Linked DNA regions of Homo sapiens: region 2 is linked to region 1. Evidence: chromatin contacts called from ENCODE Hi-C or POLR2A ChIA-PET data. All regions are on one chromosome and are shown on one strand. The core of a region is the stretch at or near the end of the contact, and the rest is flanking DNA. Distances in the headings are between cores, read along the strand shown.

Region 1 (4,085 bases), core at 431-2,930:
TGAACCTTCCGGCTTGCGCTGTACAAGCCACAAGACCAAATAAGGGCGTGTGAGCCGCCTCCGTCTGTATTAAAGTTCAGAGTGCAGTGTGCAAAAGTGGGACTCGGTTTTCAGAGATAAGCTGTTACCCAACCCTGCTTGAGTTCCAGCAGCGGAGGCTGCGAAGTCTCCTGCTCTGAGCAGGGCTGGGTCTGGGGGAGAAAGACCTGGGCCCCTGGGCTTGCTTAGCTGGGGAGAGGAAAGAAGGGGGGCTTCCCTCACCAGCACCTGGTGACTGAACGGACCCACAACCCCACAGATTTTCACAAAGGGTTTCCATGACTCTCCCGACTAAAATGTGCCGGCCAGTGTGACTCATTAGAATGTGTAGGAAAGGTCACTGTTTGAGGATATTCAGCCAGTGGGGGAAAAAACCACAACGTTATTTTAATGAACGCTTTTAGCCTGGCTTGTTTCCTGAACATTAAGGTCTAGGGCGGGACTTCGAGTTTGGGGCCTTTTCCAGAGGTATTAACACTGTGTTTGCTAAATACACCCCAGGGAAGGAGTCGTCGGGCTTCTACGAGTCACACTTAAAAGACTGGCAAGAGTTGGCTTCTTCTGTTGTGTTCTTAGCTTCCAAAATAGTAGTCTCTCCTCAGAGCCAGACGCGCAATGCCATCATGTTAATGAGGTGCCTCATGTGCTTCAATAGCCACTGACTGATGGTACCCCGAACCTGCCTGGATTCCTCACCTCTTCCCCTGCCCATCTCTCCTTCCCGCAGCAAACTGCTCATCCTGCAGCAGTCCGAACCTCTGCCTCATTGGCCCTAAGCTTCCTAAGGGAAGGGACCATGACTTGTATTCATGTTTATATCCCTAAAACTCAGCCCTCTGTTTGGCACATAGTGTGTGCTTAGTCCAGATCACTTAAATGTACAATGATTTCATTCTCTCGGAGCCCCGCTCTGGTGGTGTGGGTCCCTGGGGACCCCTCCAGATGCCTTTCTCCAGCCATGGCTGCGCAGGCACCGAGAAGCCGCAGGCTGGTTCCAGCTCACAGCCTCTCGCCTCAGGCCCACACTGCTCCTCCTGCTGTCTGCCCCAGGGCTTGCGATTGCCCGGGGGTCCCCAAGCGGGCTCAACTCTGAAAGATTAGAGAGCTAACAGCCTATGGAGATAAATACTTCCTTCTTTATCTTCCTGGGAAGATGGACAGTTGTAAGATGATTTTCTTACAACTTTCAGACAGTCCTGTGGGAACACACAGCCAGTGCCCATAAGTAGGGCCACATCAGTAGAGCATCCCTGCTTCCCTGCCTTCTCCATCTGTCAGTGGCTTCTGCTCCTGGGGTCACAGTCCCCAATAAAGTACACACTAAGCCTTCTTCCTAGGGGAGCTGAGACTCGAATACATTCAGAGCCCTTTAAGAAGTTCTCTCACAGACTTATTTTTGTTTTCAAAATTCAATTCCTCTAAATATATTTCTGTTCCTCTTTCGTCTAAGTCTCATTCTTTTTGACTGAGAAGTCAGAAGCAAAATTAAAGTTTAGTGACTAGGGTTTTTTTGTCCTGTTATACGTTGACATTCCTTACCGTGGGTGTATCTGTGCTTTCTTTGCTCTTACTCTGAACATGCCCAAAAAAACTCTTGTGTTATCTTTAGCATATTTCATAAGCCACAATTCAGGAAGTTAGAGAAATTGCTCCCTGGTGCAGAGCAACAGAACTGCCGACCTCTTTCCACTCCAATTGCGGTGAAAGTGATATCTCTCTGCCTGAGCTGACGTTGGCCTTTAGGCTTCTCTAATTATTTCCTTAGGTTAGATTTCTAGAAACACAGGGTCAAAGGGCACAGATATTCACATATAGGCAAGTTACCTTCTTCTTGAGATGTAGCAATTTAAACTCATAACAGCAGTACATAACAGTGCCCCTTTCTCTGTGTCTTTCTCCAACACAGACATCTTGCTTTAATTTTGCATTTATTTGATTCTTTCTGAGAAGCAGAAGGAATATATGTTGGCCGTTTGCATTTCTTCTTTTCTAAATTACCTGTTTTCTTTCCTTCCTTCCTTCCTTCCTTTCTTTCTCTTTCTTTCTTTCGAGACGAAGTCTCACTCTTGTTGCCCAGGTTGGAGTACAGTGGCTCAGTCTCGGCTCACTGCAGCCCCCACCTCCCAGGTTGAGGCTATTCTCCTGCCTCAGCCTCCCGAGTAGCTGGGATTACAGGTGCCTGCCACCACGCCCAGCTAATTTTTGTATTTTTAGTAGAGATGGGGTTTCTCCGTGTTGGCCAGACTGGTCTTGAACTCCTGACCTCGTGATCCACCCGCCTTGGCCTCCCAAAGTGCTGGGATTACAGGCGTGAGCCACTGCGTCCAGCCTATTACTATTATTCTTTTTTTCTTTTCTTTTTTTTCTTTTTCTTTTTTTTTGAAACCGGAGTTTCGCTCTTGTTGCCCAGGCTGGAGTGCAATGGCGCGATCTTGGCTCACCGCAACCTCTGCCTCCTAGGTTCAAGCAATCCTCCTGCCTCAGCCTCCTGAGTAGCTGGGATTACAGGCACGCACCACTGTGCCCGGCTAATTTTGTAGTTTTAGTAGACACAGGGTTTCTCCATGTTGGTCAGGCTGGCCTCAAACTCCTGACCTCAGGTGATCCGCCCACCTCAGCCTCCCAAAGTGCTGGGATTACAGGCGTGAGCCACCACACCTAGCTAAAAATTCTTTAATAGGTCTCTTTAATGTTTTAAGTAGTCCTAGATTTCCCCTGTGAACCATCTTGAAAGTTTTGCCTTTTATTCTCAGTTCTCTTTTGCTGGCTTCTTATCAGGAAACACCACCTGACTGATTTGAGATGTAAAGTGATGGAGTGCAAAGACCACAGGTCTCTGTATTCAAAGGTCTAGGTGCAAGGTACAACCTTACCGGATATTTCAGAGCTTGTCTTTTATAATTTTTGAGCTGAGAAGGTCAGGTGAGATAAACTGTATGGACTGGAATTCTGATTTGAGATGTAAAGTGATGGAGTGCAAAGACCACAGGTCTCTGTATTCGAAGGTTTAGGTGCAAGGTACAACCTTACCAGATATTTCACAGCTTGCCTTTTATCATTTCTGAGCTGAGAGGGCCAGGTGAGATAAACCCTATGGACTAGAATTCTGAAAGGAGAGCAGTATGTCAACAAAGGAGGATTCAGCAACTGCCTGATGCAATCTCTAGTTATCTTCGTCCTGCACCAGCAGTATATGATGCTATCTCATCCAACTCCATTCTTCAGATTTGTCATCTCTCCTTTACTTGGATAAAACCTGGCTGGAAACTTGGCTTCAGTCCTCCATATCCATCTGTTTTAGGCAGACTTAACTCAGCTTTACATCTTTGCAAACTTACCCACGCACATCAGCATCCGAGAAATTTCCATACTCTTTGATTAAAATTGCAGTAAAAGTCACAAAGGACCTTGCTTAAAATGAAAGGAAGTTTCTAGGAACTCTAAGCTCAGTAACTTTATGACCATTCCCTGTAGAGCTGCAAAGGTCTGGATTTGAAAAGTCATAAGTAGCAAGGGAATTGCGCCAGAATACCTGTCTTTTGCTGGAGCAAATCCATTGCCTGGTTCATGCCTATGTCACATAGGCAGGGCAATGCCAGACTTTTCTTTTCTTTTTTTAAAGACAGAGTTTCGCTCTTGTTGTCCAGGCTGGAGTGCAGTGGCACGATCTTGGCTCACTGCAACCTCCACCTCCTGGGTTAAAGCGATTCTCCTGCCTCACCCTCCCAAGTAGCTGGGATTACAGGCGCCCACCACTAAGCCCGGCTAATTTTGTGTTTTTAGTAGAGATGGGGTTTCTCCATGTTGGTCAGGCTGGTCTCAAACTCTCAACCTCAGGTGATCCGCCCACCTTGGCCTCCCAAAGTGCTGGGATTACAGGTGTGAGCTACAGCACCCGGCCTTCTTTTTTTTCTCTTTTTTTTAATTTTTTTTTTTTGAGACGGAGACTTGCTCTGTTGCCCAGGCTGGAATGCAGTTGCTCACTGCAACCTCCGCCTCCTGGGTTCAAGGGATTCTCCTGCCTCAGCCTCCCGAGTAGCTGGGAC
Region 2 (4,085 bases), core at 1,160-3,659, 93 kb after region 1:
CTAGACTACTTCTTACATTATGAAGGTTGGTATCACGTGAAAAACAGCCAATTTCATGTTTACTTCCACCCCACCCCCGTGACTGTGCCAGGCACCAGGATCCAAACACATCTGCCTTACTCACCTTCCTTGGGTTATCTCCTTGCAGGACGAGTGGCCACACCCAGGGTGTAGGGAAACCCGTTGCTTGGTCCTAGCTGGTTAACCTCACCCTTGCACAACAAGCACGTCAATGGGAGCAGGATCAGCTACTTTCTTGTAGGTGAATTCCCGTTTTTGAAGTGGGGTTTCGGCTCCCTAATCTGCACTTTTTTTTTTCCTACCAGTTTGGAGAAACAGCTGGGAAGAACTGGATTTGCAGGTATTGCTGGAGCCAGAGCGAAGCCCGGCCACTGTCACCATGGGCTCCAGCCTCGCCTCTCTGGGCCTGGTGGTGAGCGGCTTCAGCAACAGGTTTCCGGTCCCCGCAGAGGGTCCCACTCTGAACTCCCGATTTACAGACTGTTCTCGGGCCGTGATGAGGATTAAGACAATGCAACTAAGAGCACTCTGACTACAGAAGCATGATTTAAAGCTCCACAACCCTGCAATAACCACGAAGAAAAATAAAAAGCGGCTAGTCCGCCAGGCACGGTGGTTCATGCCTGTAATCCTAGCACTTTGGGAGCCCGAGGCAGGCGGATCTCCTGAGCCCAAGAGTTCAGTAACAGCCTGGGTAACATAGCAAGACTCTGATCTAACAACAAAAAAAAATTAGACCAGGAACAGTGGCTCACATCTGTAATCCCAGCACTTTGGGAGGCCGAGGCAGGCAGATCACCTGAGGTCAGGAGTTCGAGACCAGCCTGACCAACGTGGTGAAACCCCATCTGTACTAAAAAATACAAAAATTAGCCAGGCATGGTGACACGCACCTGTAATCCCAGCTACTCAGGAAGCTGAGGCAGGAGAATCGCTTGAACCAGGGAGGTGGAGGTTGCAGTGAGCCACATCACGCCACTGGCCTTCAGCCTGGGTGACAGAGTGAGACTCCGTCTCAAAAAATAAATACAAAATTAAAAAGCCAGGCGTGGTCCACGGTCCCAGCCACTTGGGAGGCTGAGGTGGCAGGATAACTTGAGCCCTGGAGGTCAAGGCTGCAGTGAACGGTGATCACACCACTGCACACCAGCCTGGGGACACAGCCAGACTTTGTCACAAAAAAGCAAAAACAACTGGCCAGTGTATGAGGGGCTCGTGTTTTTTGTTTGTCTGTTTGTTGAGACAGAGTCTCACTCTGTCGCCAGACTGGAATGCAGTGGCACATTCTCGGCCCACTGCAATCTCTGCCTCCTAGGTTCAAGCAATTATCTGCCTCAGCCTCCCAAGTAGCTGGGATTACAGGCGCCCGCCACCACGCCCGGCTAATTTTTTTGTATTTTTAGTAGAGACGGGGTTTCACCACCTTGGCCAGGCTGGTCTTGAACCCCTGACCTCATGATCCACCCGCCTCGGCCTCCCAAAGTGCTGGGATTACAGGCGTGAGCCTCCGCGCCCGGCCAGGGGCGCGCGTTTTTAAAACATGGGAGAGGGAATTGTGCTTCACAATCACCATCAGGTGTCTCGATATCGGGTGCCACGCCGTCCCGCTTCTGAGGCGCGGCGGCCCACTTTGGCAGGCCGAGGCGGGTGGATTACCTGAGGTCAGGAGTTCGAGACCAGCCTGACAAACATGGTGAAACCCCCGTCTCTACTAAAAATACAAAAAATTAGCCGGACGTGGTGGCGCATGCCTGTAATCCCAGCTACTTGGGAGGCTGAGGCAGGAGAATCGCTTGAACCCGGGAGGCGGAGGTTGCGATGAGCCGAGATCGCGCCATTGCACTCCAGCCTGGGAAACAAGAGCGAAACTCCGTCTCAAGAAAAAAAAGGAAAGACCCCCCCTCCTTCTCCCGCCGGAAATACCCTCTTTCAGGACGGCGCGCCTGTGCGGCGCACGCGCGCTCAGTTACTTAGCAACCTCGGCGCTAAGCCACCCCAGGTGGAGCCCAGCAACAACAGAGCCACCGCGTCCCCCACCAATCAGCGCCGACCTCGCCTTCGCAGGCCTAACCAATCAGTGCCGGCGCTGCAAGGAAGTTTCCAGAGCTTTCGAGGAAGGTTTCTTCAACTCAAATTCATCCGCCTGATAATTTTCTTATATTTTCCTAAAGAAGGAAGAGAAGCGCATAGAGGAGAAGGGAAATAATTTTTTAGGAGCCTTTCTTACGGCTATGAGGAATTTGGGGCTCAGTTGAAAAGCCTAAACTGCCTCTCGGGAGGTTGGGCGCGGCGAACTACTTTCAGCGGCGCACGGAGACGGCGTCTACGTGAGGGGTGATAAGTGACGCAACACTCGTTGCATAAATTTGCGCTCCGCCAGCCCGGAGCATTTAGGGGCGGTTGGCTTTGTTGGGTGAGCTTGTTTGTGTCCCTGTGGGTGGACGTGGTTGGTGATTGGCAGGATCCTGGTATCCGCTAACAGGTACTGGCCCGCAGCCGTAACGACCTTGGGGGGGTGTGAGAGGGGGGAATGGGTGAGGTCAAGGTGGAGGCTTCTTGGGGTTGGGTGGGCCGCTGAGGGGAGGGCGTGGGGGAGGGGAGGGCGAGGTGACGCGGCGCTGGGCCTTTCCGGGACAGTGGGCCTTGTTGACCTGAGGGGGGCGAGGGCGGTTGGCGCGCGCGCGCGTTGACGGAAACTAACGGACGCCTAACCGATCGGCGATTCTGTCGAGTTTACTTCGCGGGGAAGGCGGAAAAGAGGTAGTTTGTGTGGTTTCTGGAAGCCTTTACTTTGGAATCCCAGTGTGAGAAAGGTGCCCCTTCTTGTGTTTCAATGGGATTTTTATTTCGCGAGTCTTGTGGGTTTGGTTTTGTTTTCAGTTTGCCTAACACCGTGCTTAGGTTTGAGGCAGATTGGAGTTCGGTCGGGGGAGTTTGAATATCCGGAACAGTTAGTGGGGAAAGCTGTGGACGCTTGGTAAGAGAGCGCTCTGGATTTTCCGCTGTTGACGTTGAAACCTTGAATGACGAATTTCGTATTAAGTGACTTAGCCTTGTAAAATTGAGGGGAGGCTTGCGGAATATTAACGTATTTAAGGCATTTTGAAGGAATAGTTGCTAATTTTGAAGAATATTAGGTGTAAAAGCAAGAAATACAATGATCCTGAGGTGACACGCTTATGTTTTACTTTTAAACTAGGTCAAAATGCAGATCTTCGTGAAAACCCTTACCGGCAAGACCATCACCCTTGAGGTGGAGCCCAGTGACACCATCGAAAATGTGAAGGCCAAGATCCAGGATAAGGAAGGCATTCCCCCCGACCAGCAGAGGCTCATCTTTGCAGGCAAGCAGCTGGAAGATGGCCGTACTCTTTCTGACTACAACATCCAGAAGGAGTCGACCCTGCACCTGGTCCTGCGTCTGAGAGGTGGTATGCAGATCTTCGTGAAGACCCTGACCGGCAAGACCATCACCCTGGAAGTGGAGCCCAGTGACACCATCGAAAATGTGAAGGCCAAGATCCAGGATAAAGAAGGCATCCCTCCCGACCAGCAGAGGCTCATCTTTGCAGGCAAGCAGCTGGAAGATGGCCGCACTCTTTCTGACTACAACATCCAGAAGGAGTCGACCCTGCACCTGGTCCTGCGTCTGAGAGGTGGTATGCAGATCTTCGTGAAGACCCTGACCGGCAAGACCATCACTCTGGAGGTGGAGCCCAGTGACACCATCGAAAATGTGAAGGCCAAGATCCAAGATAAAGAAGGCATCCCCCCCGACCAGCAGAGGCTCATCTTTGCAGGCAAGCAGCTGGAAGATGGCCGCACTCTTTCTGACTACAACATCCAGAAAGAGTCGACCCTGCACCTGGTCCTGCGCCTGAGGGGTGGCTGTTAATTCTTCAGTCATGGCATTCGCAGTGCCCAGTGATGGCATTACTCTGCACTATAGCCATTTGCCCCAACTTAAGTTTAGAAATTACAAGTTTCAGTAATAGCTGAACCTGTTCAAAATGTTAATAAAGGTTTCGTTGCATGGTAGCATACTTGGTGTTTTGTCATGAAAT

What was found. Hi-C counts contacts between places; a loop is a spot of excess contacts on that map. ChIA-PET counts read pairs that join two places held with the same protein, here RNA polymerase II (POLR2A). Pooled maps may share reads with other maps.
Region 2: a map of PC-9 shows a loop between it and region 1 (9-fold over the local background). The contact joins the promoter of UBB here to the enhancer-like site in region 1. A Hi-C loop is called at or near these places in 5 of 168 maps with a recorded cell type or tissue (Caco-2, K562, PC-3 and 2 more), 16 of 37 single-sample maps with no recorded cell type and 19 of 50 pooled maps. POLR2A ChIA-PET finds 5 or more read pairs at or near these places in 31 of 52 experiments (A549, AG04449, AG04450 and 26 more).

What each region holds. Positions count from the first base shown.
Region 1 is chr17:16,286,136-16,290,220 of GRCh38, forward strand. The region is part of intron 2 of PIGL (phosphatidylinositol glycan anchor biosynthesis class L); the gene reads left to right. Among named protein-coding and RNA genes, the nearest start is that of MIR1288, 6.2 kb to the left of the region's middle. RefSeq lists enhancers at 1-597, 1-154, 1,682-1,811, 2,072-2,121, 2,142-2,191. Within about 2 kb of position 1,681, at least 26 of the 41 ENCODE cell types and tissues checked have a DNase peak (open chromatin) inside an H3K27ac peak, as active enhancers do; they include B cell, CD4-positive, alpha-beta T cell, CD8-positive, alpha-beta T cell and 4 more, where a contact is called at or near this core.
Region 2 is chr17:16,378,682-16,382,766 of GRCh38, forward strand. UBB (ubiquitin B) reads left to right here and starts at 2,410. Exons shown (of 2, transcript NM_018955.4): 1 at 2,410-2,503; 2 at 3,221-4,059. The coding sequence starts at 3,227. The coding sequence ends at 3,916. LOC124903937 (a long non-coding RNA gene) reads right to left here and starts at 665. Exons shown (of 2, transcript XR_007065643.1): 1 at 125-665. RefSeq lists an enhancer at 2,110-2,389.